2 separate regions of the Mus musculus genome follow, and region 2 is linked to region 1. Evidence: chromatin loops called from intact Hi-C (ENCODE). Cell type or tissue: left cerebral cortex. All regions are shown on one strand. Each heading gives the region's core, and the rest is flanking DNA. Links, peaks and the distances in the headings are about the cores only. Region 1 holds the start of Gm52429 (predicted gene, 52429). Region 2 has its middle 27 kb from the start of Cxcr3.

Evidence for each region. Hi-C counts contacts between places; a loop is a spot of excess contacts. Peaks named below come from ENCODE experiments on the same cell type or tissue, not always from the same donor. Only the 100,000 strongest peaks of a DNase experiment are listed, where the experiment ranks them.
Region 2: a loop joins it to region 1, with 2.1 times the contacts of the local background. A loop is called at or near these places in 3 of 42 quality-filtered maps.

The regions. Positions count from the first base shown.
Region 1 is chrX:101,695,655-101,711,379 of GRCm38, forward strand. Gm52429 (predicted gene, 52429) reads left to right here and starts at 182. Exons shown (of 5, transcript NM_001382234.1): 1 at 182-269; 2 at 3,913-4,085; 3 at 5,273-5,306; 4 at 7,745-7,827; 5 at 8,625-10,545. The coding sequence starts at 3,926. The coding sequence ends at 9,871. It also overlaps the pseudogene Marcksl1-ps5. In left cerebral cortex, for the core only: no CTCF peak of the experiment used is centred there; a DNase peak (open chromatin) is centred at 7,482.
Region 2 is chrX:101,753,494-101,769,218 of GRCm38, forward strand. It overlaps the pseudogene Tpt1-ps6. Among named protein-coding and RNA genes, the nearest start is that of Cxcr3, 27 kb to the left of the region's middle. In left cerebral cortex, for the core only: no CTCF peak of the experiment used is centred there; a DNase peak (open chromatin) is centred at 8,566; H3K27ac peaks cover 299 bases.

The DNA of each region.
Region 1 (15,725 bases), core at 2,898-10,897:
GTGCAGTGATATCCAGTACCAGAAACACTGGAGTTGGTATCACAAATTCATAATTCTAGAATTCAAATTTGCCTTATGATCATGCGTGGTAGGTGGGGGCAGAAAAGGCGGGAACACGTCAGTTCCCATGGTCCCTGGGGGCACTGCCCTATAAAAGGCGCGGGGCGCGCGCGCCCATTTTAGACCGCTCGGGGAGCCGTTGGCGGTTGAGACCTTCTGCCAGGCCAGATCAGACCGGACCAGACGCGGACCCGGACACGGGAGAACAGGTACGCAAATGGGCCTTCGGTTCTGTGTGGGAACTTGGCAACCTTCGGACCGTTTTCCCACACAGAAAAAAAGTGCCGAGTGGGGCCGGGGGTGTAGCTGGGACCTTGGGTTTGATGCGAAGCCCTTGAGAAGCTCTTGAGGAACTGGGGTGCCGGGCGGGACGCGGACAACCATTAGTCACCGAGTGGGGTGATCTTCAGAGAGTCTCGAGACGGTCGTGAGGATGCTGGGGCGGACAGGGCTGATGGCGGACTGGTAGACGCCGGAGTGAGGTGGTTTTGAGACTTGAGACGACGGTCGTGAGGATGGGGGGCGGACAGGGCTGATGGCAGACTGGTAGACGCCCGAGTTGGGGTGGTTTTTGAGACTTGAGACGACGGTCGTGAGGATGGGGGGCGGACAGGGCTGATGGCGGACTGGTAGACGCCGGAGTGAGGTGGTTTTGAGACTTGAGACGACGGTCGTGAGGATGGGGGGCGGACAGGGCTGATGGCGGACTGGTAGACGCCGGAGTGAGGTGGTTTTGAGACTTGAGACGACGGTCGTGAGGATGGGGGGCGGACAGGGCTGATGGCGGACTGGTAGACGCCCGAGTTGGGGTGGTTTTTGAGACTTGAGACGACGGTCGTGAGGATGGGGGGCGGACAGGGCTGATGGCGGACTGGTAGACGCCGGAGTGAGGTGGTTTTGAGACTTGAGACGACGGTCGTGAGGATGTGGGGGCGGACAGGGCTGATGGCGGACTGGTAGACGCCCGAGTTGGGGTGGTTTTTGAGACTTGAGACGACGGTCGTGAGGATGGGGGGCGGACAGGGCTGATGGCGGACTGGTAGACGCCGGAGTGAGGTGGTTTTGAGACTTGAGACGACGGTCGTGAGGATGTGGGGGCGGACAGGGCCGATGGCGGCACTCGAGTGGGGTGGTTTTGAGAAGGGCATGAGGAAGTGGGGGTGCGGCGGCAGGGCCCATAGACTCTTGAGTCTTGAGATGGTCGTGGGGTTGCGGGGGCAGACATGGCCGATGGCCGTCGGTTACTCGGCGGAGGAGGATAGGTGGTCTTGAGAAGGGCGCGAGGAAGGCAGCGGCTGAGGAAGGGGGCCGCGGACGATGAAGAAGGAGAGGGGGGCGGGGCGGGGCTGTGGCGGGCACAGACTACAGGTGACAGAGAAGGCCGAGGCAGGGTGGTGATGGGCGCCGGAAAAAGCCGAGGGGTGGCGGGACACGAGCGGCGGAGAAAGCCGAGGGGTGGCGGGACACGGGCGCGGGAAAAAGCCGAGGGGGGGGGGAAGCGCGGGAAAAAGCCGAGGGGTGGCGGGACACGGGCGCCGGAGAAAGCTGAGGGGGGGCGGGACACGGGCGCCGGAAAAAGCCGAGGGGGGGGCGGGACACGGGCGCGGGAAAAAGCCAAGGGGGGTTGGGACACAGGCGCGGGAAAAAGCCGAGGAGGGGCGGGACACGGGCGCCGGAAAAAGCCGAGGGGGGGAGGCGCCGGAAAAAGCCGAGGGGTGTCGGGACACGAGTGGCAGAAAAAGCCGAAGAGGGTGGGACACGCGACGGAAAAGCCTTGGGGTGGCGGGACGCGGGCGCGGGCGCGGGAAAAAGCCGAGGGGGGGGGCGTGGGCGACGGAGAAAGCCGAGGGGTGTCGGGACACAGGCGCCGGAAAAAGCCGAGGGGTTCCGCGGGACACGAGCGACGGAAAAAGTCGAGGGGTGGCGGGACAGGGGCGCGGGAAAAAGCCGAGGGGGGCGCAGGACACGGGCGACGGAAAAAGCCGAGGAGGGTGGGACGGGCGACGGAAAAAGCCGAGGAAGGTGGGACACGCGACGGAAAAGCCTAGGGGTGGCGGGACGCCGGCAACGGAAAAAGCCGAGGGGTGGCGGGACACGGGCGCGGGAAAAAGCCGAGGGGGGTGCTCGGGACACGAGCGCGGGAAAAAGCCGAGGGGGGGGCGCGGGCGACGGAGAAAGCCGAGGGGTGTCGGGACACAGGCGCCGGAAAAAGCCGAGGGGTTCCGCGGGACACGGGCGACGGAAAAAGCCGAGGCGGGTGGGACACGCGACGGAAAAGGCCGAGTCTGGGACAGGGACAACGGTGGCTTGGAACCTAGTCTTGTGCCTAGTCTTAGCATGCCTTGGAAGAATGGTGCATCTCGGCCTGCACATAGTTGGGAGGCCACAGCTTCGTGGAGATGTCCCAAGAGGGTAGAAATGTTGCTGTGTTGGCGGGGCAGGGGACTACTTGGTAAATTGAGGCTTAGGGTGTCAGACCAAGGGAACAGTTAGGACGACCATAGCCAGTGTAGTAGTTAGTGGCCTAGCAGGAGGAGTGAGGGGCAGGATCGAAGCCTGATTGGTGGAAGCTCCCAGAGGTGAGGAGCGCAGTTACGTTTCTCGAAAATTCCAGAAAATGGCGGCAGCTCTTGGGATGGGACGCAGGATCTCACAGGAATGTTGGAGAAGCCCGAGGTCTGCGCAGCCAATGGGAAGCCGTGGAGACAGAGCGGGCCATTGCGCAGTAAGAGGGGCTGTCGCGAGGCCTCCTGTGGCTCCCTCTTGCGGCGGGTCCCGGAGTAGCTCGCTCGTTGAGGCTAGGCCAGACTAGAGTGAGCTCAGAAAGACTCCCCCCCTCCCCCGCGCCGGATCCAGCCAGTCTGAGCTGCAGCTAGATCGAGTTCGGCTGCAGGGGTGACTTCAGCTGTGGCTGTCACACCATAAGAGCAGCTTTAGGGAGAATAGGGGTTGAGCAAAAAACTACTCATGTTGAAATAAAGCTTGAAGTGGATTAAGGATCCACTATATGCTTTTGGCTTTTTTGTTTGTTTGTTTTTTGTTTTTTGGGGTTTTCTTTTTTTTTTTTTTTTGGTTTTTTAGTTTTTTGTTTGTTTGTTTGTTTGTTTGTTTTGTTAGAGACAGGGTTTCTCTGTTTAGCCCTGGCTGTCCAGGAACTCACTTTGTAGACCAGGCTACTCAGAAATCCTCCTGCCTCTGCCTCCCAAGTGCTGGGATTTAACTAAAGGCGTGCGCCACCACCACCTGGCTTTTTTTTTTTTTTTTTTGACTTTTTCTTAATCTACAAAAAGTAAATATTTGGGGGATTTTTTGGGGGAGAGTCTCTCTAACACAGCTGGACCAGAGTTTCATTATAAAGTCTATGCTGGGCCCAAATTCTTAGGGATCCTCTTGCATCAGATTTCCAAATTCTGAGATGACAGCATGCAACACCACACTCACCTTTTTTAAAAGAGTAAATTATAGGGGTTGGGATGTAGCTCAGTTGATAAGAGTATCTGCCTACTCTGCATCAAACCCTGGGTTCAGTCACCAGCATTGCATTAAAGCTGGGTTTGGCAGGCACAGTACTGTAATCCCAGTCCTTAAGAGGGGAAAGAGGGAGGAGGATAAAAACTTCAAGGTCATCTTCCATTATATGAGGGTTTAAAGCCAGCCAGGATCTAATCTAAGACATTATCTTTATTTTGGTTTGTGGGTAACGTCTTGCTATTAAGACCAACCTGAACTCATTTAATGACTTAAAGCATTTTCTGATGTTGCATTTCAGAAACTGGTTGTTCCCGACATTGATACCTTATGGACTATGTTGTTGGTAGCCCTCATTTTAAAAATCTCTTTTTCTCTCTCTAGTTATTTTCTGAACATGGATTCAGGCAGCAGCAGCAGCAGCAGTAGCAGTGGCAGCAGCAGTGGCAGCTGCAGCACCAGTGGCAGTGGCAGCACCAGTGGCAGCAGCACCACCAGCAGCAGCAGCAGCAGCAGCAGCAGCAGCAGCAGCAGCAGCAGCAGCAGCAGTAAAGAATGTGAGTAGACTGATTATGGGATGGATCCCCGGGTGGGGTAGTCTCTGGATAGTCCATCCTTTCGTCTTAGCTCCAAACTTTGTCTCTGTAACTCCTTACATGGGTATTTTGTTCCCTATTCTAAGGAGGAATGAATTATCCATCCATTGGTCTTCCCTCTTCTTGATTTTCTTGTGTTTTGCAAATTGTATCTTGGGTGTTCTATGTTTCTGGGCTAATATCCACTTATCAGTGAGTGCATCAGCCACCAAACCCAGACACTATTGCATATGCCACAAAGATTTTGCTGAAGGGACCCTGTTATAGCTGTCTCGTATGAGGCTATGACAGTGCCTAGCAAATACAGAAGTGGATGCTCACAGTCATCTATAAGATGGAACACAGGGCCCCCAATGGAGAAGCTAGAGAAAGTACCCAAGGAACTGAAGGGGTCTGCAACCCTATAGGTGGAACAACAATATGAACTAACCAGTACCCCCAGAGCTCGTATCTCTAGCTGCATATGTAGCAGATGGCCTAGTCGGCCATCACTGGGAAGAGAGGCCCCTTGGAATTGCAAACTTTATATGCCCCAGTACAGGGGAACGCCAGGGCCAAGAAGTGGGAGTGGGTGGGTAGGGGAGCAGGGAGGAAGGAAGGTATAGGGAACTTTCAGGATAACACTTGAAATGAATATAAAGAAAATATCTAATGAAAAATAAATTGAAAAAGAAAAGAATGTGAGTAGAGCCCTCTTTCAACAGTAATGTGTGTGTTAAATGTCTTTGTAGAGATAACTGAAATGAGATTTGAGACACTTGGCTTGATTTGGTCCTAGCTTTGACCCCTCTTGTGTTCTGTCAGGGTTGTTACAGCTTCGTTCCCTGCTTTAAAGAGCAGGGGAAGATCTTCATGTTTCCCTTTTGTGTTGTTTACCTCTTTTTGGTTCCTGGATCTTCTTTTATTTCCTCTCTGTCTTTCATGTCTTTCATTCTTTTGTCTCTTCTATTTCCATCCCCCCTTTGTCTATTTATTGCTGGACATAGAGTCTAAGGTAAGTAAGTACTCTACAACTGACCTATGTCCCCAGTCTTAGGGAAACTTAAATTTGACTAGCACTAATTTATAAACTAATTTTCAGGAATAAAATACATATGATCTACTAGATTTTATCATGCTTCTTAATGCTTCTTCTTTTTTTGACTTAGACATGCCTGAACTGCCAAAACAGAGAAAGGCTAGGTAAGTGGGAGAATTGTTGAAACTTGACTTTTTTTATTTATAGTTTTTGGCTTTTTTGAAACAGTCTCACTGTGTAGCCCTGGCTGTCCTGGAACTCTCTGTAGACTAGGCTGGCCTCTAATAGAGATCTGGCTGCTCCTGTTTCCTGATTGCTGGGATTAAAGGTCTGTATCACCGTGCTTGGCTAGTTTTTGGCTTTTTGAGTCTGGGTCTCACTATGTAGCTCAGATTGGAACTAAAAATATAGATAAGGTTGCATTTGAACTTGTAGCATCTGCTTAAGTGCTAAGATTATAGGCATACACCATCATGTTCAGCTAATTAGTTTTTTAAAATGTCTTGAACCATGATTTTCCAGTTTCTATCAGTAAAGTAGACATTTTTTCCTCTGATCTTGTCTTCTGTGATCCTGCCTCCAGGTGATCTCATGAGTGTTCTGTGATTCTATTGATGTCCAATTCAAATAGCTCACTGTTAGGAAAATCAAGGTGCTTAAGCATTTAGAACTTTATAGCCCAGTAGGTTGTGGAAAAAGCAAGTGAGGAATGGATAAAAATGGGATCAGACCCAAAAGATGATCATGTGCTTGAAATTAAGAGAGGCCTCTTTTTTTTTTTGAAACAGAATTCTATATAGCTCTGGCTAACTCACTATGTAGACAAGGCTGGTCTCAAACTAGCAGAGATCACATGGCCTCTGTCTTTTGAGTTCTGGGATTAAAGGCATGTGCCACCATGCCAACCAAGAAGACTTAAAAAAATGGTTTCTTTATTTTATGTATATAAGCATTTACCTACTTTTATGTATGTGCGCTTAGTACCTGTGAAGGCTAGGAGAAATATTGGACACCCTGAAACCAGAGTTATAAACCAATTATAAGCTACCATGTGGGTTCTAAGAACCAAACTAGGGTCCTCTGCAAGAGGAGCAAGTGTGGGCTGGAGAGATGGCTTAGTGGTTAATAGCACTGGCTGATCTTCCAGAAGACCAAGGTTTGATTCCCAACACCCACATAGTGGCTCACAACTGTCTATAACTCCAGTCACAGAGGATCTGATTCCCTCTTCTGGACTCTAAACACACTGCATGCACATAGTACATACACATACATGCAGGCAACACACACGCACACACGAGATAAATAATAAAAATGAAAACTTTTAAAAGGAGCAGCGCTGGGTGGTGGTGGCACACGCCTTTAATCCCAGCACTTGGGAGGCAGAGGCAGGTGGATTTCTGAGTTCGAGGCCAGCCTGGTCTACAAAGTGAGTTCCAAGACAGCAGGGCTATACAGAGAAACCCTGTCTTGAAAAACAAACAAAAACAAAAAACAAAAAAAGAGAGAAACCAAAAATAACTAAAAAAAAAGGAACAGCAAGTGTTCTTAATTGCTTAGCTATCTCTCCAGCCCATAGAAGACAGACTCTGTTTGTTTGTTTGTGTCTGAGACAGGGCCTTTCTAAGTAGCCTGGCTATCCTGGAACTTCCTTTGTAAACTAAACTGGCCTTGAACTTACAGAGATCTGCTTCCTGAATGCTGCAATCGAACGTATGTACCATCACACCTAGCTTAGAAGAAAGATTCTTTAAGGCTAGAGTAGTACATAGGATAGCAAAGGTTTATCAACTTCTGTCCTGGAACTCACTCTGTAGACCAGGCTGGCCTCAAACTCAGAAATCCACCTGCCTCTGCCTTCTCCCAAGTGCGAGATTGAATTTAAGTGTTTGGAATTTTAAAGACTGGGACTTTTAGATTTTTGAATTTTTAAAAAAGATTTATTTATTATATAAGTACACTGTAACTGTCTTCAGACACACACCAGAAGAGGGCATCATCAGATCCCATTACAGATGGTTGTGAGCCACCATGTCGTTGCTTGGATTTGAACTCAGGACCTCTGGAAGAATAGTCATTGTTCTTAAGTGCTGAGCCATCCCTCCAGCCCTTGAATGTTTATATTGTAGTGTTTATTAATATGTGATCTTGGTGATGCATAAGAGAGGAAAGGTTGTGGCTTAACAGTGATATGTTTGTGTCAAGTTGACACAAGGGGTCAGAGTGAGAACCTTTCCTTTGTGACTCTGCACTCTTATACAAATGTGTCTCAAAGTTGATGAAAATGATAATCCTCCTGATGAGTTTTTCACTTCCACCACAACTATTTGAGTACTGGCACTCTGACAAGGCCCAGTTTATTCTCAGTACCTGACAGATGCCTCCTTTTGGAAGTTTGCAAGAGGAGGAAATGTATATAGAGAGATGGGAAAATCAGGAATAATTGAAAGATAGAGTCATTTTCAATGAAGGGGGACAGAGTTGATATAGGAAACAACCAAAAGTTAACAAGTGATCCTGCTTATTGTAAGAAATATGGGAAAATGTCTTAAAGAGCAGAATGTGCTCATATTTTCTTTTTTTCCCCCACCTTATTACTTAGCTGTGTCGTGATTGACTCCGAATCCGACTCCGACAATACCAGTGACGAAAAGAACACTACAGTCTGTGAAATAAGCAGTGGAGGCAAGTATCATCTCTGTTTAGAGAAACAACTGAGCTCTGAAGCCTTATTACATGTGGTAGTTTTAGAATCAGATTCTGCAAACTTTAAGTTTCTTATGCTTTCATATCCAGTGCCACCATTTCTTTCTCCATCAAGTATTGGATGTTGATATGGCTGGGTCCCTACACCTTGGTTTATTTCCTAACACAGTTGCCACTCTTTCTGCTGCCTTTGACTCTGGATAGAATTCTATCCATCTAGAGCTGTGCTCCTCCCTCTTCCTTTTTTACCATCCTTTAGAGGTAGGAATGACAAGGAAGAGGAGTCTTCCCAGCTTGGTGGAGACTGGGCTGGGGGGAGGTTAACAGTGTGAACAGTGCCAACTACTATCTCCATATATTATTGTACAAGGTAGTGGGTTCCAAAAGTTCAGTCAGGCCACAACTGACTAAATAAACAAGTTGCTAAGCTAGAGAACTTTAACTTTTGAGATACATGAAATGCCACTTTATTGAAGTAATTCCCCTTATTTTGCTATGGACCACAAGGCAGCAGATTTGTCTTTAGGAACAACTGAGCTCATGCTGTTTAGACAGGTGATTTCAAAGTGGGCATAATACTTTCATTGCTAAGTTTATCTGTTATTGCTCTCAGTCAAATACAAAAAAGGGGGGAAACAATCTACAACTGATTTTTAATTGTGATTTAGAATGTCCAAGTACTCAACCACTTTTAGTTTAATTTGTGCTCAATATCCTGCCGATGTCTGTATATAGAGTGAACAGGAGTGTATTTATAGATGTCTCTTGAATTTCAGATGAGACTTCTGACATTGATCGTCCCGGAGGTCAGAAGCTTCCACTAATTGTTATTGATGATGATGATGATGGCAGCCCTGATTTGAAGAATACTAAGCAGAAAAGTGATGAGCCCCAAATGTCGGTGCTTGAAAAAGAGGGGGTTGAATGTATTGGTTCTGACTCGACTTCACCTCATGATGTTTGTGAAATATGGGATGTTTGTGGGAGTTCCAACCAGACATCAAGTGAGCTTGAGCCAGAGGGGGAGCCTGAATCAGAGGCCAAGGGGGAGCCTGAATCAGAGGCCAAGGGGGAGCCCGAATCTGAGGCCAAGGGGGAGCCCGAATCTGAGGCCAAGGGGGAGTCCGAATCTGAAGCCAAGGGGGAGATGGAGACTGAGGCCAAGGGGGAGTCCGAATCTGAAGCCAAGGGGGAGATGGAGACTGAGGCCAAGGGGGAGTCCGAATCTGAAGCCAAGGGGGAGATGGAGACTGAGGCCAAGGGGGAGCCCGAATCTGAAGCCAAGGGGGAGATGGAGACTGAGGCCAAGGGGGAGCCCGAATCTGAAGCCAAGGGGGAGATGGAGACTGAGGCCAAGGGGGAGTCCGAATCTGAAGCCAAGGGGGAGATGGAGACTGAGGCCAAGGGGGAGTCCGAATCTGAAGCCAAGGGGGAGATGGAGACTGAGGCCAAGGGGGAGCCCGAATCTGAAGCCAAGGGGGAGATGGAGACTGAGGCCAAGGGGGAGCCCGAATCTGAAGCCAAAGGGGAGCCCGAGCCCGAGGCTGCTAAGGGGGAGATGGAGACTGAGGCTGCTATGGGGGAGGTGGAGACTGAGGCTGCTATGGGGGAGCCCGAGCAAGAAATTACAGCTGAGGAAGCCAAAAAGAAAAGGGCTGCATATCTGCTGGCACAACAAAGGAAAAGAAAGAGAAAGAACAGATTCATATGTATGTCATCAAGTAAGCCTCGTAGGAAACGCCGTAGGGCTGACCCACAGGATGGGGCTGACCCACAGGATGGGGCTGACCCACAGGATCGGGCTGACCCACAGGATCTGGCTGACCCACAGGATAGGGGTGACTCACAGGATATGCCCAGCCTGCCAGGTACATCTGATGAGCCCATTCCATCGGGCCAGCCTGTTTGTCCCCGAAAAGGCATGGCTTCAAGTAGAGGAAGGGGCAGGGGCAGAGGCAGAGGCAGAGGCAGAGGCAGAGGCAGAGGCAGAGGCAGAGGCAGAGGGGCAAAGGCAGGAAAGTGAAAAGGGCCTTTTTGCAAATTGCCACTGGTTAGGGAGCGCCACTGTCCATTTTCCTTATGTTCCAGTATATCAGCATTCCCCAATGTTCAATCCCCCTGCAGTGTTTGTTTCTTTTTCTTTTTCTTTTTCTTTTTTCTTTTTTCTTTTTTCTTTTTGTTGAGTCAGGGTTTCTCTGTATAGCCCTGGCTGTTCTGGAACTGGCTTATAAAGCAGGCTAGCCTCAAACTCATATTCACCTACCTTTTCTTCCCAAGAGCTGGGAATAAAGCCGTGTGCCACCACGCCCGGCTTTTTTTTTTTCTTTTTCTTTTTTCTCTTTTGTTCTTTTGAGACAGGGTTTCTCTGTATAGCCCTGGCTGTTCTGGAACTGGCTTATAAAGCAGGCTGGCCTCAAATTCATATTCACCTACCTTTTCTTCCCAAGAGCTGGGAATAAAGCCGTGTGCCACCACGCCCGGCTTTTTTTTTTTTTTTTTTTCTTTTGAGACAGGGTTTCTCTGTATAGTCCTGGCTGTTCTGGAACTGGTTCTTTAAAGCAAACTGGCCTCAAACTAAGAAAACCATCTACCTCTACCTCCCAAGGGCTGGGACTAAAGGTGTGTACCACCACCGCCTGGCATAACAAATGTTTGATAAACTTGTTAAATAAATGGCGCTTAACTGTTGGTTCCAAAGTCTCTGGTTGAAGTTATTGGTACTGTGGGTCTTGGAAGAAGGCAAAAAAGACTAGGTTTGACTTAGAAATTGAGTGAAGGTGCTGCTGGGGATATGGACTTTACTAGCCTCGTGGATAGTTAGTTGATCCATGAGGGCAAAGGGCCTGGGGGTGGGGTTCAGAAGCCCTGTGAGTACACCAGGGCCAGTTGTGGGGAGTCAGATCAACTTTACTTTTGGTGATTTGAGGCTTATAAAATTTTGAGGGGCTGTGGGTAGAAACATCCATGATGGACAAAGGTCATTGGCTGAAGGCTTAAAGCACCAAAATGCCTCATTAGCGTGAGGAAGCATTTCAGGAATCTCAGATACTAGCTGCTAACAGGTTTTTAATAGGAGATGGGGAAATTGATCCTTTAATCTAACTAAGGCTACATGACATTCCTCAGGTAGAGGCATGTCTCGGAGCTTAGAATTCCTCAAACAAGGGCAGAGAAGAAGCCCTGCCAGTGAAGGGAGTCCTCCAGATTGCCCCGAGCTTGGAGGCTTATCTAGTCAAGGTGGACTTTGACCTTAGAGTTTCCCACCCTATACCAATCTTTAGACTGCACTTGTCTTAGATGCTCAGGCAACCTAGCCTCCAAGAACCCTTATGAAAATTCTCTGTACCTGTGACAGTCTTACTGGTGACCCTAGATGGAGCCATTCAGAAGGTAGCAGTATGCAGCCTGCCCATGCAGTCTTGTTGATGGGTGCTACCCTGTGATAGCTCTTCTTGAGTTTCACTTTCTGTCAGCTGCTTGATGATACCAATTTTCATTGTACGAATCAACTATTGTCCTTTCAGCTGATAGTGGACAAAAAATTGGGGGGCTTTCTCAGAAAAAGCACATTGCGGCAAAAGTTGAAAAATGTAAGACTGGATACATGCTGCTCATGCGCTTGCTTGTATGGGATTTGCACATTTTCTTTTGCATGTTCATCTGTCTGGTGGATACTGGAGACTCCCAAGGGGATGAAGGAGTCTGGCTGAATGAAGCTTTCTGACCCAAAGTGGGGATGCACATGCAGAGTAATGAGGTCACCTCCTGGTTCCCCTCCTTTCTCTCCCTCTAGCCATCCAGCCAAAGTGCCAAGCCTTTGTGCTCTCCTTAAATCCTAGTAGTTAACTGGCAGAGTGCTCCTTCAAACTCAGAGCAGCTCTGGCTTCTGTCCTTAAACTCAGGTCAAAGATGGATATGTGGCCAAGATAACTTTAGGTTTGACATAGCCTAGTTTACACTGATGTAAGCCAACATAGTTGAATGTGATGGGACATTTAATCCCAGCACTCAGAAGGCAGAGGCCAGATAATTAGGAGTTCAAGGCCACTTTCAGTATATCAAGTTCAAGGCCCAACTGAACTATGTGATACTCTTACCTCAAAAACCAACAAACAAGGCAATTACAGAGGGGAAGGTAGAGCTTACATGTTTGATCTTGGATGGGAGGGAGGGTAGTTAAAAATGTTTTCTGAGTTTTTCCAATGCCTTGCACGAACATACTTCCCCCTTCTGTATTTATTCATGTTTTTTCTGTTTGGTAGGATTGGGATTAGAACCCTTGGCCTTGAACATGCTGGCAAGCATTCTGCCACTGGGCCACATCCATGCTATCCTGTGAATTTTCAAAGCATCACAGACTCAGGAAAAAAGTGTTAGGGTGAGGTAGATGGCTTGGAGTGCTTTCATTTTCATTAAGCTATAGGGAGCTATCGGAAACAAGTGATTGCATAGGCCAAAAGCATGTTATACTCCAGCTAGAGGTCAATTCATTTTCCCATTTAGGTTCTAAAATCTCATTTTCCCCTGAAAATATGATTTTTAATTTTATCTCTGGTTTTACTTTCATTAATAATGCACATTTACATCTGGAGTATCTTTTTTTTTAAGGGACAACATTTATTCCTTTTCCAAATGTTACAGTAAATCCAGGTGGAAGAATGGTCTTAGCAGTTAGAAAAAAAAAGTACAAATCTGGGGTTTGTCCATTAAAAGTTATTTACAACAATGGGAGGGGAAAAAAAGATAACAAGAAGTTGTTTCACATTACAGACCTCCCTCCCTCCTGAAGCCCTAACACTTGCTTATCAAGTCAGAGACTTGAGTAAGACATTTATTATTTTTTTTTTTTTGGGTTTTTTGGTTTTTCGAGACAGGGTTTCTCTGTATAGCCCTGGCTGTCCTGGAGCTCACTTTGTAGACCAGGCTGGCCTCGAACTCAGAAATCCGCCTGCCTCTGCCTCCCGAGTGCTGGGATTAAAGGCGTGCGCCACCACGCCCGGCTGAGTAAGACATTTATAAAAACCCAGACGGGGCAATGTCCTCCCCAGCCCAGGTGCCACTAGGCACAGCATAAGAGACTAAGAATTCAACAGGGGAAAGGCTGGACACTCAGGGTTTGGGAGTATAAGCCCCCACTTCTGGCTCAGGGGGTTGAGAAGCAGGATAAACAAAACGAACTTGGAAAAGAATTGGAAACCCAGCAGCTGCCTTCTGCAGGGATGGGCTCGGGAAGGAGGTAGGGACAGGGCATTTCACATCACTAAACTAACCTAACTTGGGAAACCGTAAGGGACCGTCTTCAACTGGCCTTAAGAAAGTAAGACCAAATGGCTGATGGGAGAATCCACAGGAAGGTGAAAAGGGAACGTGGCTGGGAGGGGGCAACAAGCCCCTTCCTTTCTGGGCACAGGAAGTCAGCCAGGGCACAAGGTCCAGGCAGTGACCTCACAAGGACAGCACAGTTTTTGCAGCTTAGAGATCACCCACCTGTCCCCATCCTTACTCATTCTGCTCAGCACTGGCAGGTGTGCAGTGGATGGCTCTGCAGCCTGGGGCCCTGCCTCCTCTTCTGTGTCTCCTTCCTTGGAGGCAGCACTAGCCTTTGCCTCCTTGGCCTGGGGCTCTTGGCTCTCAGGGGCAGCGGCCTTCCCTTCTTGGGCAGTGCCCTCATCGCTGCAGGCGCTGAGATCCCCCTGCTCCTGCTCTTCCTCTGTTGGCGAGGAGGCTGAAGAATCATCCCACCCTCCTTCCTATTTCTCTTGAAGGACAGGCCACTCAACTTGAAAGGCTTCTTGAAAGAGAATTTCTTCTTCTTGGGGTTCTCCTTGGGGGCGACCTCCCGCTTGGCCTCAGTTTCCTGGCTAGGGGCCGCTGGCTCGATGACATCGCCAGTAGGCCCAGCTGCCTCATCAAGGGTGGTGACTCCCTTTCACCCTTGGGGTTTAAGTCTCCAGTGCTTTTTTCACGTGGCCATTCTCCTGTCCATTGGCCTTCGCTGGGGAAGGCTGCCCATGATGGAGGTCTGCTGGGGGCGCCTGGAGCCGACTGGCGCTGGCGCTGCAGGGGATAGTTCGGCTGGGACGGCCCAGCGAGCAGAGGGGTGGGGCTGTGTCCGAGAGGGAGAGGCACGGGGGACGGGGAGGGGGGGGGGCAAGCGCGCTGCAACCCCCCCAACCCCCCCCCCCCCCACAGCCGACCCACTGCTGCTGCGCTCCATGCCAGAATCACATCTGGAGGGTTTTTTTGTTTTGTTTTGTTTTGGTTTTTTTTTTTGAGACAGGGTTTCTCTGTGTAGTCCTGGCTGTCCTGGAACTCACTTTGTAGACCAGGCTGGCTTAGAACTCAGAAATCCGCCTGCCCCTGCCTTCCGAGTTCTGGGATTAAAGGTGTGTGCCACCACCACCCAGCGCTTTCCAAGAGAAAGAAGGTATTTGAAGAAGCATATTTATGTGTGTGAGAGCATTTTGACTTTTTTTTTTTGTGTGTGTGTGTGTGTGTTTTGTTTTTGTTTTGAGGTGCTAGGGATGGGACCGGGGCCTCACATAGACCCGTACAAATATTCAACCACTGAGCTATTTTGGCCTGGTAATATTTTCAAGATTGTATTTTTTTTAATTGCCATCAGTTTTTTTTTCTTTTCCATTTTTTATTAGGTATTTAGCTCATTTACATTTCCAATGCTATACCAAAAGTCCCCCATAGCCACCCACCCCCACTCCCCTACCCATCCACTCCCCCTTTTTGGCCCTGGCTTTCCCCTGTACTGGGGCATATAAAGTTTTCGTGTCCAATGGGCCTCTCTTTCCAGTGATGGCCAACTAGGCCATCTTTTAATACATATGCAGCTAAAGTCAAGAGCTCCGGGGTACTGGTTAGTTCATAATGTATTCCACCTATAGGGTTGCAGATCCCTTTAGCTCCTTGGGTACTTTCTCTAGCTCCTCCATTGGGAGCCCTGTGATCCATCCATTAGCTGACTGTGAGCATCCACTTCTGTGTTTGCTAGGCCCCGGCATAGTCTCACAAGAGACAGCTACATCTGGGTCCTTTCGATAAAATCTTGCTAGTGTATGCAATGGTGTCAGCGTTTGGATGCTGATTATGGGGTGGATCCCTGGATATGGCAGTCTCTACATGGTCCATCCTTTCATCTCAGCTCCAAACTTTGTCTCTGTAACTCCTTCCAAGGGTGTTTTGTTCCCACTTCTAAGGAGGGGCATAGTGTCCACACTTCAGTCTTCATTTTTCTTGAGTTTCATGTGTTTAGGAAATTGTATCTTATATCTTGGGTATCCTAGGTTTTGGGCTAATATCCACTTATCAGTGAGTACATATTGTGTGAGTTCTTTGTGAATGTGTTATCTCACTCAGGATGATGCCCTCCAGGTCCATCCATTTGGCTAGGAATTTCATAAATTCATTCTTTTTAATAGCTGAGTAGTACTCCATTGTGTAGATGTACCACATTTTCTGTATCCATTCCTCTGTTGAGGGGCATCTGGGTTCTTTCCAGCTTCTGGCTATTATAAATAAGGCTGCTATGAACATAGTGGAGCATGTGTCCTTCTTACCAGTTGGGGAATCTTCTGGATATATGCCCAGGAGAGGTATTGCTGGATCCTCCAGTAGTACTATGTCCAATTTTCTGAGGAACCGCCAGACTGATTTCCAGAGTGGTTGTACAAGCCTGCACTCCCACCAACAATGGAGGAGTGTTCCTCTTTCTCCACATCCACGCCAGCATCTGCTGTCACCTGAATTTTTGATCTTAGCCATTCTGACTGGTGTGAGGTGGAATCTCAGGGTTGTTTTGATTTGCATTTCCCTGATGATTAAGGATGTTGAACATTTTTTCAGGTGCTTCTCTGCCATTCGGT
Region 2 (15,725 bases), core at 3,689-11,688, 59 kb after region 1:
ACATAGTCAAGCTGGATTCAGTTGTTTGGAGAAGCCAAAGCACCTCCGAAACTTAGCATGTTTATTATATACACTGAACAAGGAAGCGGGGTTTAGAGTAGATAGCTGAGCAGGAAGCATGCTTAGCGAATCTCAGTAGGTACAGTCTATGGTGAAGAAGCTTCAGGGATATCTGGGAGGAGAAAACTTTGGAGGACATTTTTCACACCATGACTCTCAACGTTCACACTTGAGGGGGATAAGGGAGGCGTTGCTGTTTTCCTGTGAGTCTGAGGCTAACAGTCCTTGACATGGCTGTGTCTGTGTGTACAACACACATTCACTCAGGGCTTCATCGGCTCCCTGTATCTCCACCTTTCTTATTTCTTAGATGTTCAGCATGGATCTTCACACTTATTCCAGGAGTGATTTGCTGCAAATGTAGCACCAGACTATAGTGATGATAAGAAGGAAGATCATGACAGCTGCTATGCCCAACAAAAACAGTGGACCATTTTAACAGGTTAAAGGGACCAAAGCTGCAAAGCTCAGCAAGGACCGTCGTCTGCAGGATCAGTAGGAGAAACCAATCCGCCCATAAGCCTTCCACTTTCCTAGGATGTGCTGACAGAACTGGGTCACACCCACTTTATTATTGTGTGTCCAAGCACCCAGGAGGCAGGTCCTAATTAATTCTCAGTTACGTTTGCTCTCACTATAGGAGCTACCGCCATGTATGTGTCGGCCATATTAAGTCCTGTTTAAATTGCAGGGCTAGAACCTGCCCCCAAGAGTTGGATGGAACCCACTGGGACTCTGGATGGCTAGAAAAAAAATGTCATCCTCCCCCCCACCACCGCCAGAAGTGAAGAAATCACTAGTATAAATAGGTGTCAAAAGGTGTGACCAAGTCACTGACAAAAAGCCCAGCAGGCCCAGCAGGCTTCTCCTCTGACCAATCTCACCTGCATGGATATAATTACCAGGCAAATCAGAAACAGAGCCCCTGGGCTATGTGAATCAGGTTGTTGTAAAAAACCAACAACTGTGCAACATTTAAAACCAGGGAGGGTTCTTCCCCTTGGCTACATGCCTCTTCACTATTGGCCACCTTCCCTCCTCTGGCACAGTGCCACTCTCGTGGTACTGAGCCTGCAAGCTGGGGACAACCATCTCCTTGCTGCGGAGGTTGCTGTCACCTTCTCCCCCACACTGAGCTTGCAGGCCTGGACTCCACCACCTGCCTGATGCTCAGGTTTTTAAGCAAATATAACACTTGAAAAGCAGTCAAACTGAAAGCACAACTGGGAACATGCTTGGGTCCCTCCGCTGGGTGTCCACCCCTCGGTTTTTATCGACTTCTAAGTTTATTTCTAGTAGCCCAATTCATCACCCCCTTCCCTGGAAAGCAAGGGTAGGCCTCTCAGAAACTAATGAAGCTGAAATGTCATCACCCCACTTGCAGAATTTCTCAAAACCTCCCCCAAAGTACCACCATAGCGACTTACGCGTTGATTCTTTGTTCCCCAAATCTCTGAGTACTAACATACAGCTGCATTGTACTGTCTAAAGGTTTTTATGCCTGACAAACTGAATGAACCGTGTGCCCGCTAGCCCTTTGTTCCTTCATCCTTATGTCTTTATGTTGTTTCCTCCTTTCCCTTTATTATTGCACTTGTCACAGGAGTGGTCCCTTGTCCGACTGATCTAAGTTCCATGTAGTCTGTGTCCACAGTCCTTGTCCCTGTTTGGGTTCCACTTTGCCATGCACTGCACAGCTCTAGGGACTGACTTAACTGGGACATGGAGGGAATAAAGAATCACAGACACACACAGAAAAGCTGGGCTTTTAGATGGAGAAGCCACAGCACCCCTGAAGCTCAGCATGTTTGTATATACAGTTGAAGAGAGAGTTGGGGATCACTCTATCCAGCTGAACAAGAACACAAGGTTATTTGCATATAGATAAATATAGCTAAACAAGGAGGTGCTTTATGGTATGTAGCCGGACCAAGGGGACAGGTTTAGCTAATCTTCGTAGCTAGTCTCTCTAGGGGGATAGCTGTCAGGTGATAAACATCCAGGAGGAGAAAGCCACGGGGGGCATATCCTATACACACTGTGGACATCCACCACAGACCACAGAAAGGCTTTGCCATCACTCTGAGCCCCAGTAGGGGAAGGGTTTGACATGCTCATGGGTCTGAGTCATTGGTCACTGACATGGCTATGTTCATGTCAACGATATACATTTACCCAGGACTTCACTTTCTCCCTGCATTGGAGAAATTTTAGTTATTTAGGGTCTATGTTAGCACTGGCTATATATGGAACCATTGATGTTCCATAAGATCAGTCATCAACTATAGACCACAGGGCCAGAGGATATGCAGACGAAGGGAACCTGCAAAGAGCTTACTAGAGTTCCTGGGAGAGAGAGAGAGAGAGAGAGAGAGAGAGAGAGAGAGAGAGAGAGAGATGAGGAGAATGCTGAGAACAGAACTCAGGAATGTCTATGTGCCAGCTAACTGCTCCTTTTATTTATTTATTTTTTATTTATTTTTTGTTTTGTTTTGTTTTGTTTTGTTTTGTTTTGTTTTGTTTTAAAAGACAGTCTCATTCTGGAGTTAAGGCTGGCCTCAAACTCACAGAAATTCTCCTGCCTTAGGCTTCCAAGTATTGGGACTGGAGGCATGAGCCCCTGCTCCAGGCTTTTGGAATTTTTATTTTTGTTTTTTATTTGTTTGGGTGGTTTTTGAGATAAAGTTTCCCTCTGTTGTCCTGGCTCATCTGGAACTATATTTGTGGACCAGCCTGGCCTCAAATTCATAGAGTTCTCCCTGCCTCTGCCTCCCAGATACTGGTATTAAAGGCATGCATCATCATGCCTAGCCTTTGTGGTTTTGTTTGTTTGTTTGTTTGTTTTTTTGAGACAGGGTCTTATATAGTTCAAGCTGGCCTTAAATCCACAATGGTAGTCAGGGTTGACCTGGAACCTCTGATCTTCACCTCCTGAATGCTGGGATTACAGCACCTCCTGAATGCTGGGATTACAGACATGTGCCATCACACCTAGTTTTATGTGGTGCTAGTTAGGGATCAAACTGCATGCTAGGTACTCTATTACTCTATCAATTGAGCTACATCGTTAGCATTGTGTGTGTGTGTGTGTGTGTGTGTGTGTGTGTGTGTGGTATAAGCAGGCATACATGCCTGAGTGTACTGGGGAGTGGGGCACAGAGGAGGTTGTCAGGTGTCCTCTATCTGTTCCTGGAACTTCAGAAACCACTCAGTGCCCAGTGTACCATAGTTTCTTATATGTATATACCTGTGATAAAGATAAATTTATAAATTAGAGCGATCAAGCACAACAACTAGCAAGGAGAACACATACACCAATGTACTGTAATGAAAGTGAAATGAATCTAGTTTCTCTCAAATGAGCTTATTGTAATTTCCCACTCATTTAAGGAAGGGCTTTAGACTCTTTGGCATATCCAAACCCCTAGCACTGCTGCTCTATGCTTGGAGATCAGTGCCTAGCCTGGCCTAGTGCAGGGCGAAGTTAAGTTACTCAAGAGCTCAAGGCAGGATGACTTCTGTGAGACTGTGGCCAGCCTAGCTGCACGGTGAGTTCCAGGTCAGCCTGAGCTACAGAGAATTAACAGCAGCAGTACTACTACTACTAAAGGCCTGACACTTAGGCTGCTAACCATGGTGGCCACGGCATGAGTAGCTGGCTGAGCACATTGAATGGATTCACCTGTGAAGATATAGCTCATGTGCTCAGGAAAGTGGGTGGCATGAGATTTTTATCACGCTACTCTGAAGGGCCACAATTTTTAAAAAATTTAAATTAATCCCTAGTGTTGCAAGGAAAAAAAGGACAGTATGAAACTTAGAAATTATTTTTGGAATCTTCATTTTTATATTTTCAGACCAAGTTTGGATGCATCTTAGGGATGATGATAACCTTTCCGGCCTACCCTGGATTGGAGCCAGGATTTCCCTAGCCACTGGCTTCCTAATATCTCAGCTGCCTAGGAAGGTAAGGCAGGCAGACGTTTCTATTCACTCTTTAATATTTTATTATTTTATGTGCATGAATATTTTACCTATATGTATGTGTGTGTGTGTGCCTGCCACATGCATGCTTGGTGTCTGCAGAAGTAGAAGAGGGTGTTGGATCCCCTGGGACCAGAGTTTCAGACAGTATGAGTTGCCACATGTGTGCTAGGACTTGAACCCTGGACCTCTGGAAAGGCAGTCAGTGCTCTAACCAAAGCCAACTCTCCAGCTCTCTTTTATTCCTTAATGTTTGATTGTCAGAAAAAATGCATGATATAAAACCTACTATAGTAAAGACTTCTTGAACTCATAGACATACTTTGTGATATTGGAAGATTCTGGCAAGCCTTAACTTACTGGGAGACCTCCCCTCTCCCCACCCCCTGCCAGAGTGAAAAATGCAGAGCCAGGGATCAATGCAAAAACAAGGAATTTTATTGTTCTAGCATGCTGGAGTCGCCCTGCACTCGAAGAAGACAGAGAGAACGACCCTGCACAGCCCATTCAGGGAGCTTTTATACAGTTTTCAGAGCAGCAGCCATTAGGCACAATGTGATTGGCAGAACAGTGTGACTTTTTTTTTTTTTTTTAGTTAACTACAACAATATAAATTCTTTTATTTTTTTAATTAGATATTTTCTTTATATACATTTCAAATTTCAAATGCTATCCCGAAAGTTCCCTATACCCTCCCCCTGCCCTGCTCCCCTACCCACCCACTCCCGCTTCTTGGCCCTGGCATTCCCCTGTACTGGCGCATATAAAGTTTGCAAGACCAAGGGGCCTCTCTTCCCAGTGATGGCCAACTAGGCCATCTTCTGCTACATATGCAGCTAGAGATACAAGCTCTGGGGGTACTGGTTAGTTCATATTGTTGTTCCAGTGTGAGTTTTAAACTGGTTGGTCTTTAGGGAATTGAGGTGGCGAGAACTTCCCTTGTCTGTAGGTGGCCAAAGGTCCAGGAATGTGTCTGCAGGTGGCCAAAGGTTAGTTCTCCCACCCTGTGGTCTGTGGAATGTAATTAGCCCCTCCTTTTTGGAGGGGAGGGGTGCCTGTGTGCTCTATGACCTTTCTCTTCCAAGAGGGGAGGGATCTGGTCGAATTTTCCAAAGGTTCTGAGCTGACCTCTTCAATATCCATGTAGAATATTGTGTTTAGCCAGGCAGTGGTGGCATATGCCTCTAATCACAGCATTCTGGAGGAAGGGGCAGGCAGATCTCTGGGTTTGAGGCCAGCATGGTCTACAGAGTGAAATCCAGGACAGCCAGGCAGAGAAATGCTGTCTCAAAAACAAACAAACAACAACAAAAATAAAAACAAAAGAATACTGAACTTACATCCAAGACCCAAATTAAACCATTTTAGTATATCTTGGACATGACATGGATAACTATTGTGTTTTATAAAAAGAAAGAGAAGGGGGAATATGTTTTATGGAGGTGTGGTAAGGTGTGGGGGAAGGGGGTACCTCCATGGGCCAATGTTGAAGCATCCCTTCCCCCTGAGGAACCAGTCATACAATGGTATAGTATAGAATAGAGTTTATTCAGGGCATGGGGAGGGGGAGTTGAGAGGGTAGTAGATGCAGAGAAAGGGAGAGAGAGAGAGAGAGAGAGAGAGAGAGAGAGAGAGAGAGAGAGAAGAGGAGAGGAGAGGAGAGGAGAGGAGAGGAGAGGAGAGGAGAGGAGAGGAGAGGAGAGGAGAGGAGGAGGAGAGGAGAGGCAGGCCATGGCCATGTGGAGAGAGGGGGAAAGGGAAGCAGAGATAGAGCAAGAGAGGAAGAGAGGAACAAGAGAGAGCAGGGGCAGGGTGGGGTGAGGGGAAGCAGCCCCTTTTCTAGTGTCAGGCATACCTGCCCTTTTGCCAGGTAACTGTTGGGTAGAATCTAATCACAGTGCTAATAATGACAGATTCACAGTTGCTTTCTCCAAACTTTAAAACTCTTGATTATTTGGAATAATTTTAAATATCAGGAAGACTACACTATTAAATTTTATCCCTCCTTCTTGGCTACCATTGTGAAGTAGGACAAAGAATCAAAACAGAGGTTCAGAGGTGGTTAGTACATTCCCACTGCTGCGAAGCCACGAAACTGAAAGTCTGCATTCATTCAATACTAATTCCTGACATAGTGACTCCTGCTTGTAATCTCAACACTGTGGAAGGAGGCTGGAGCAGGAGCATGAATTTGAGAACAACCTGTGTTATAGAGAGACTTCCAAGCCAGCCTTTGCTACTGAATGAGAGCCTGTCTCAAAACCCAGACCAAACCAAACCACCACCTCCACCACTACCACCACCACCACCACCAAAAACAACCAGGTATGGGGTATGGTAGTTGTAAATGCTTGTAAGCAAGGAAGGGTCAGCAATTCAATGCCAGCCTTGATTATATAATGAGTTCTAGCCCAGCCTGAGCCACATGAAACCCTATTTCAAAAACAAAACCAAACAAACAAAATCAGGAGCTAAGGATGTGGTTCAGTCAGTAGTATGCTTGTGAGTTACAGGCCAACCCTTGGATATGGCCTATTTCAAAAACAGTCTTTCACTTTTTCCCCCCCAAATCCTCTGTACTGAAAACAGAAGCACTGCTGTGAGCAACAAGCAGGGGCTATTTCTCTAGAGAGACAAGACAGAGTGGACAGCAAGTAGACATCCTGTGTACTCCCCATAGATCCTACTTGTGGGCTGGGTGATATGGCCTCCAAAGATACACTTGCCCCACTCTCTGCTGTTCAGCCTCTCATAGCCCTCCCTGCTCTGGGAGATGGCTCTCTGGAGCCCTGGGAAGCTGAAGTGCAGCCAGGCCCTGATTAGAAGCATCCCGGGATTTCTCTGCTCAGATGCCATTTGTGTCCATTTCTGACTGAAGCAAGAAGCAGAAGGAAGATGATGGGGGCTCCATCTCTCCTAGTCTGTGTTCTGCTTCCTGGAGCTTTCAGACACCTTGGGTCTTGATAGGACAGACTTACTTTTCTTTCTGTTCTCAGAGATGACTAAACTCGGGGCCTTGTACTTGCTAGGCAAGTGCTCTACAACAGAGCTAAACCCTAGTCCTAGGGAAGGCTTGTTTTTCTAGAAGCATCTCCGCAATAGCCCCCAGAAAGAGAAGCAATTCCTGCTTGGAGTTTTCTGTGCCAGCTTCTTACAAGCTGTCTTGTTCTCATCACTGCATCCCTTCCAGATGCTCTCTGACTGGCAGAAAGCATGGACTTCACTAAGATTATCATGCCAGTTGGAAAAGTTCTCCACAGCTAGGTGTAGTGGTGCACACCTTTTAATCCCAGCTCTTAGGAGACAGAGGCAGGTGGATCTCTGTGAGTTGGAGGCCAGCCTGGTCTACAGTGAGTTCCAGGACAGCCAGACCTTCATAGTGAGATCCTGTCTCCAAAATTAAATGAATAAATGAAAAAATATATAAAAGAAAAAAGAGAAGCCCTTCACATCTAAGTGAATGAGAGAGGTTCCAGAGGTTATGCTACTCTCCTGGCCCACCTTTCTGAAGTTCCAGCCCCTCCAGGAAGCACAAAAGTTAGAGGCATTGGAAGTCCTTCAGGACTGGCATCTTCAGCTACAAGACACACTCTAGTTGGTATTTAGGTTGTGTCACAAGCCAGGTGGTACAGATTATAAACTGAGGTGCCTGGGAAGCAGTTGGAGGACTGAGTTCCCTTCCTCCAAGAGGATTTGTGAGTGCCACATCTGGAACCTGAAAGGAGCAGACTATCCCAAGAAAAATTTCCCCTGCAGAGAGACTAAGCAGAGGGTACCTACATAGCTGCAGTCAGATTGATGCAAGAAGCTCTCATCTGCTGGCTGTGGTAGGAGGACTGCAGGTAATAATATGTATTTCAAAGCCAGAAGAGGGAATTTTGCAAGTTTCTGCAGTAAAGAAATGATAATGTTTAGGAAATAGCCTGATTTAAAAAAACAGCATTACATATGAAAATATTCCATAGATCCATGTGTTGGGCATGTTGATACTTGTGTTTAATCATAGAACTCAGGAAGTTAGAGACAGGATGATAATGACTTCAAGGTTAGCCTTAGCTATATGTACTGAGTTCAGTGCCAACCTAGGCTTCATGAAACGTTAAAAGAAAGTACTCCTATGCAGACCCAGGCTAGTAGTTGTAGCAAAATGTTGGCTGTTCACCTTAGCTTTGGCTTGCTCTCCATTATCATTAGAAGTGCCTTTTTTCCTGGGGAATGTAGCTCTCCAGAACTTGTTCAGAAGGCATAAAGTCCTAGGTTCAATCCCAGGTATGGGCACAAAACCAATCAACCAACAAAAAACAAACAAACACCCCCAAACAGAAACCCAAACCAAACCAACAAACGAAGCAAACAGCTAAACAACAAAACCCCTGCCTTTCTCCCAGAGTGCAGGTTGTAAATACCAGCTGTTCACTTTGCCAGGCTTTCTTGTGGGTAAGAGGAGCCACGCATAATGACTAAGTTCTGGAAGATGAGACTGGAGGAGAAATGATATGGAGGTAGTCATGGAAACAATTCCATGTTTCAAAAAGAGAAATGGAGCTGGGGAGTTAGCTTAGTTGGTAAAGTACTTATGTATCATGTAAGCATGAAGACCTGAGTCCAGTTTCCAGAACCTATATGAAAATGCTAGGCTAAGTGGGGTTAGGCAGGTCCTGGGGCTTACTCATCAGCTAGCTGGGCAATGAGCTCCAGGTCTGAGTGCAAAGACCCTGTCTCAAAAACAATGCAAGCAGCTCCTGAGGAGAAGCAAGTGAGGCTGGCCTCTCCTTCTCTCTCCCTCCCTCTCTCTCCCTCCCTCTCTCTCTCACTCTGTAAAGAAATAATAAATTCTCTTCCTTTTTTGGATCAATTTATTTTATGTGCATGCCTTTAAAAAAGATTTATTTATTATTATATCTAAGTACACTGTAGTTGTCTTCAGATGCATCAGAAGAGGGCGTCAGATCTCATTACAGATGGTTGTGAGCCACCATGTGATTGCTGGGATTTGAACTCAAGACCTTCAGGAGAGCAGTCAGTGCTCTTAACCACTGAGCCATCTCACCAGCCCGTGTATGCCTTTGTTTTTAATTAATGAATTTTATTTGTATGAGTTCTTCGCTCAAATGTATGCCTGTGCAGCATACGCACGCCCAGTGTCCACGCAAGTCAGAAGAGGGCATCAGATTCCCCCTAACTGGAGTTACAGATGCTGTGATCCACAGGCAGTAACTGAAAGGAGGTCCTGTGCAAGAGCAACAGTGCTGTTAATCATTGAGCCATCTCGCCAGACGCCCCCCTCCCAATACAAATATATATATTTTTTAAGTTAGACTGTAGCCAGCTCTGGTGGAACATGTCTGTAATCATAGCAGAGGGAGGGGGATCAAGAGTTCAAGGTTATCCGGGGCTACATATTTTTAAGGCCAACCTGGGTTATCTATAAGTCCTGTCTCAGAACAGCAATAGCACCCCCCCAAGTAATGGCCAACACAGCTCTTTCCTGATGTTATATCAGTTTTAATTATCCCACTCAACAGCTGATTTAGCTGCCATAGACTTAGGCCCAGTTTTCCTTCTTGTATCCCCCACCCATGACTGTGCTAAAATGAAGCTTGTTTGCTTCAAGGGATGAATGCATCCAGGCTAAGAGAAGAGAGGAGACTATGTAGGTCGCTGTGACATGTTTCCTACTATTAGTACTCCTGAAGAGCCTCTTGGTTTGTTTAAGGAGATGAACTGGAAGCAATCAGCCTCCTAACCAACTGGCAGATTCCCTTAGCTTCTGGCCAAAACAGTAATGAAGTGGGTGGGGGGAGAGAAGTGGCTTAGCAGAAATTTATGAACAACAATGACAGTTGATCAGCAGATGTGCCTCCGCCCTGTGTGTACTCCCTCCCACACGCCAGGCCCTATGGAAGATTCAGAGACCCACGCTTGACATCAGGAAGGTAGGAATGACTCAGGCTGAACTTTCCCACACTCCACCAAGATAGAGTACAGGACAGAAATTAAAGTGATTGAAAAACCCAGTGTGCTAGTTTTATGTCAACTTGACACAAGCTAGAGCCATCGGAAAGGAGGGAACCTCAATTGAGAAAATGTCTCCATAACATCTGGCTGTAGGGAAGCCTGTGGGACATTTTCCTAGTTAGTGACCAATGAGGGAGGGCCCAGCTCATTGTGGGTGGTACTATCCCTGGGCTGGTGGTCCTGGGTTCTATAAGAAAGCAGGCTAAGCAAATCACAATGAGTAAGCCAGCAAGCAGCACCCCTCCATGGCCTCTACAGCAGCTCCTGCCTCCAGGTTCCTGCCCTGTTTGAGTTCCTGTCCTGACTTCTTTTGATGATGGACTGTGACATGGGAAGAGTAGACCAAATATGTTCTTTTCTCCCCAAGATACTTTCATCATGGTGTTTCAATGCAGCAATAGAAACCCTAACTAAGACACCTGGACAGATGACGGTGTCAGATCCCCTAGAGTAGGACTTACTGTAGTTGGGAGCCACCTGACTGGGGTACTGGTCTTCTGCGAGCTCTCTAACCTCCGTACATTTGCCATGTGCAACTTACCATGCATATGCATACCCACACACTAATGTGGTGTGTGTGTGTGTGAAGGTTTTTTTTTTTTTTTTTTTTTTTTTGAGAAAGAACTTAGGTGGGTAGGGATGAGGAGAGGATCTGGAAAGAGGGGAGGGAAAGAATATAGTCAAAATATATTTAAATTTAAAATTGTTTTATCTAAAAAGAAAAATAAAAGGGCCTGGTGGAGCAGGCTGTCACCCCAGATGTTCAGGGCTGAGGCAGGAGGATTCAAGGCCTGTTTGGGCAGTTTAGTAAGACACTTATTTTCAAAATAAAAACAAAAGAGGGCTGGGCCTGGGTGTGGTGATGTACACCTTTAACCTCAGTACTCGGAAGGCAGAGTCAGGCAGATTTGTGTGAATTCTAGGCCAGCTGTATTACATGGGAAGATCCTGCCCCGCCCCCAAAAAAAGAGTGAAAAGAAAAAGTGAAAAAAATTTAAAAAAAAAAGAAAGGAAAAGAGGGCTGGAGATATGGATGTAGCTCAGTGGCAGAGCACTGGTCAGCATCACACAGGCCCCGTTCCTCATCCCTAGCACTACAAACCAAACCAAACCAAACCATGTTTAGTCAGGTGTTGTGGTGTGTGAATGTAATTCTGGTTACTCAGGAGGTTGAGGGTGGTGGATCACGAGTTCAAGGTTCACTCAGACTACATAACATGACCCTGTTTCCAAAACCAAAAGTACAACTTTTTATAAACATCACTCGAGGTTTTCAGAGCGACTAGGCAGTCTCTAGGAAACAAGTGCCCCTGCTGTGACTCAGGTCCTGCACAGATGCAAGTGCCCGGAAGCCAAGCCTCACCCATCTCTAGCTTTTCTTTCAGGACCCTCACAAACCACACTCCTACCAGATTTTCCTGTTCCCCATCCTGGCTAGATGGGGAAAGATTGTTTACAACACAGGTCCAGTCACATCACATCCCAGGTCACAATTTCTCAATGCCCTCTGGTGACAGGATCCCGCTTTGCAAACATGATGGCGTTTGCTCACCAAATGGATCAGGAGGCACCTCCGAGTCTGCTGTCCCCCTCTGCTGAAGCCCTAACAGCTAAGAATCTCTTCCTTCCAGAAACTGGCCTTGAAGCCCACAGGGTGGTAGTAGTTGTTAGTCTTTGAGCTTCTCTAGAACAGCATGTACCAGGATAGAATAGAAATTGGCACATCGCCCTGTAAGTTTCTTTCGGGTCCTTCCGCCTCCACTTATTGAATCACTTAAAGCTTATGGCTGCCATCTCCCCAGAGTCTGTGGGAAGCTGTGACACATGAAGTGAAAGTGCTCTGTGAATCACCTTGCTGAACAACAACTATTCCCCAAAGAACCATTTTAGTTAAAAATGACATGAAAATGTTAAGTCCTGACAGACAGGGTGCCATCTGCCAAGAATTTGAGTAATCTAGAAACAGAAATAAGAGGCCAACAGGTTTGAGGCCAGCCTGGGCTACATAGCAAGATCTTGCATTAAAAAAAATTAAGTCCCGTGTCAGGCAGCGGTAAATTTCACCTTTAATCCTAGCACTCAGAGGCAAAGGCAGCTGGATTTCTGAGTTCGAGGCCAGCCTGGTCTACAGAGTGAGTTCCAGGACAGCTGGGGCTACACAGAGAAACCCTGTCTTGAAAAAAAAACCATAAACAAACAAATATTTAAAAATTGAGTCCCTAATTTAGGAACTTAACTCATATCCTTGCCAATGTAAATTTAAACTAATTTCATGTTTAATTCCCTTCAGGGCACTGTCCTCTCTGCTTGTAGTCCTTTTACCCTGTCCCTGTTACTTTCCTCACAGATAGCAAAACACAGAGGCAGGCAAACCCAAGAGCTTCTTCACACACTCCTCTCCAAACAGGGCACCTAGCAACAGCAGCATCCTCTCGCACCACCTGCATCTTCCTACACACATCTGGTCTCTGAACAATAATACAGATTTCTCCACTCCTAGTAACAATCAGATTTAGTTTCTGCTCAGGTGTATTCCTGTTGTAGTTAGGTACAGGAACAGAAGGGCTGATCTGGCCTGAACTGGTAAGAAGTATGGTTTTCAAGTGTCATTTTGGAGGGAGTATACTATTTACTATGTTATGTCTATATACAAGTGGCATACATATTATTAAAATCAGACATATAATGGGCAAGGACATGTACAACATGAAAAATGAATTATGTTGTAATCTATCAATTATAATAGAGAACCACCCAAAACACCCCCGTTTAGTAACCACCTCTTTCTCTTGAGCTCCATAAAAGGATATAGCAAACAATAATTGGTGCCACTGAATATTCTCAGTCATGTGGCCCACAGTCAGACTTGACAGAACATCTCTCTATAATAAAGCTATCTGATTCTTTTGCATATGTGTATGAAACCTTATTTTAAGGCGGTTTTTTTTTTGATAAGAGGACAAGAACCTGGGAACATCTAGTCTTACACCCTAACCACTGGTAACAGCACCATGTTCCTTCTGTGACACTGTCAACGGGATATTTAATGCACAGATCTGGGCTCAAATTTCAAGTCCAGCAGTTCCTAGCTTTGTGACATTTGGCTACTTACACCATCTTGTTTCCAAGGTATGCAATGGGGATCATAGGAAACCTAACTGCTTCCTAACTTTTTCAGTAACTTCCATTTTGACTGTCTTTCACCATACACCTTTAATTGACTCCAGGGTGGTACCACCTCTACTCAACCATAGTTTCAATTTCAAGATTTTGTATGTGGAAACCCTCTTTTCTGAGCTTAACCCCAGCTAGTTCATTCACTTCTCTTCAGTCCACCAAATTCACCCTGTCCTCTGTTTCAGTTCAAGCCATCCTTGTTCCCCCAGACCATCTTGTCTCCACCCCGTCTCTGCCAAGTCAGTATCCCAGGCCAGCTTTGTCAAGGTGCTCTGGGTCACCTGGCATTCCTACATGCCTTTCTCTGCATGCTCTCCAGGAGGCCTGGAGAGCCCCCTTCTGCCATGCCTTGCAAATTTGTAGGAGAAAAAGTAGTTTCCTCCTATAGGTCACCTTTATTATCAGAGAAGCCATCTGCCTCTCTCCTGAGCCTCCTGCTGTGGCCAAGGAGTCATCTTTTCCCTTTCTCAATGACTGTCACCCCAGCTCCTACCCCCAGTTCCTGCTCCAGGCTTGCTTCAGAGACCATTCATCTTTTGTCTTGGGTACTTTTCCCACCATCTTCTTCTCTGCAGTGCTGAATACACTCAGAGCTCCTTCATCCTCAGCTCTCCACTCAGGAAAATATTCTATGGTTGACTCATCTTTCCTTTAACTTCAAAGCATGGTCTCTATGACTTCTCGACCTACTTAATGCCTGCTCACGTCTTTTTTTCTTTTTGTGGTTTTGAAAAAGGGTCTATTTGCTACGTACTTCAAACGGCCTTGTACTTCAAATGATTCTCTTGCCTCCACCCCTTGAGTGCTGGGATTAAGACATGCGTCACCACGATTTTTTTCTATTATTATTTTTTTAGGCCAGCAAAATTGCTCAGCAAGTTAAAGGAACCCACCTCCAAGCCTGACAACCGAATCACATTCACTTCACTTACTGTTGGCTTCCTTCCCCACCCTTTTCCTGTTTCTATCCTTTTCTCCTGCTCTAGCATTTTCCCTTCGACTTTTCTGTCCTTTACCCACTTCCTTCTGTACATAAGAAAAAAAAAACCCCTCCTGCTGTCTCAGCCTCCATGTCTGGAGATTACAGGTGTGGGCCATTAACCCAGTTCAGTGTACTTTTGTTTTGGTTTTAGATTTTGAACCCAGGGACTCAAGCGTGCCAGACAAGAGCTCTACCAACTGTCTGTATCCCCATGCCATGCTGCCTGCAGCTTTGATTTGAACTTCCCCAACGGCAGGGTTACAAACATTTTTCATGTGTATACTGACCAATTTTCCTGCTTAGCCCCCTATGTAGCTGGGATTACAGGCTTGCGCCATCAGAACTGGCTTTAAAAAAATTATTAGTCTTAATAATAATGATATAAATTGTCTTCCAGGTAAGTATCTGGAAAATATTTTTCCTCTATTTGTAGGCTGTTTATTTTGTTGTTTCTTATGCGGTGCAGAAGCATGTCAATGTATCAAATAGCCCAGGCTGGCTACAAACTCACTAGGTAACTGAAGCTGGCCCTGAATCGATCCTTCTGCCTCCACTCCCAAGTGCTGGGATTATAGGTGTGTGTCACCACACCAGGCCCTGTAGAGTGCATGTATGCGCTCGCACACGCGCACACACACACACACACACTTTTAAAAATAGGATCTGCTTGATGCATCCCTTACTGGCCTCCAATATACAATGTAGCTGAGGATGCCCTTGAACTTCTGATCCTTCTGTCTCTACTCACTGAGTGCTGGATAACAAGTATGAGCCACGCTTCCGCACTGTCAGGCTAGCGCCGCAGTCCCCAACTGTCACCATGATCGTCTACCGGGACCTCATCAGCCATGACGAGCTGTTCTCCGACATCTACAAGATCCGGGAGATCGCGGACGGGCTGTGCCTGGAGGTGGAGGGCAAGATGGTCAGTAGAACAGAGGGTGCCATCGATGACTCGCTCATCGGTGGAAATGCTTCCGCTGAAGGTCCGGAGGGCGAAGGTATTGAAAGTACAGTAGTCACCGGTGTTGACATTGTCATGAACCATCACTTACAAGAAACCAGCTTCACAAAAGAGGCCTACAAAAAGTACATCAAAGACTACATGAAATCACTCAAAGGCAAACTTGAAGAGCAGAACCCAGAAAGAGTAAAGCCTTTTATGACTGGAGCTGCAGAGCAGATTAAGCACATCCTTGCTAATTTCAAGAACTACCAGTTTTTTATTGGTGAAAACATGAAACCATCCAGATGGTATGGTTGCTCTCCTGGACTACCGTGAAGATGGTGTGACTCCATTCATGATTTTCTTTAAGGATGGCTTAGAGATGGAGAAATGTTAACAAATTGGATCTATCACCTGTCACCATAATTGGCTGCTGCTTACCATCCATACAACACCAGGACTTAGGACAAATGGGACTGATGTCATCTTGAGCTTTTTTTTTTTGACCGTGATTTATTTGGAGTGGTGGCATTGTTTTTTTAAGGAAAAAAACCATGT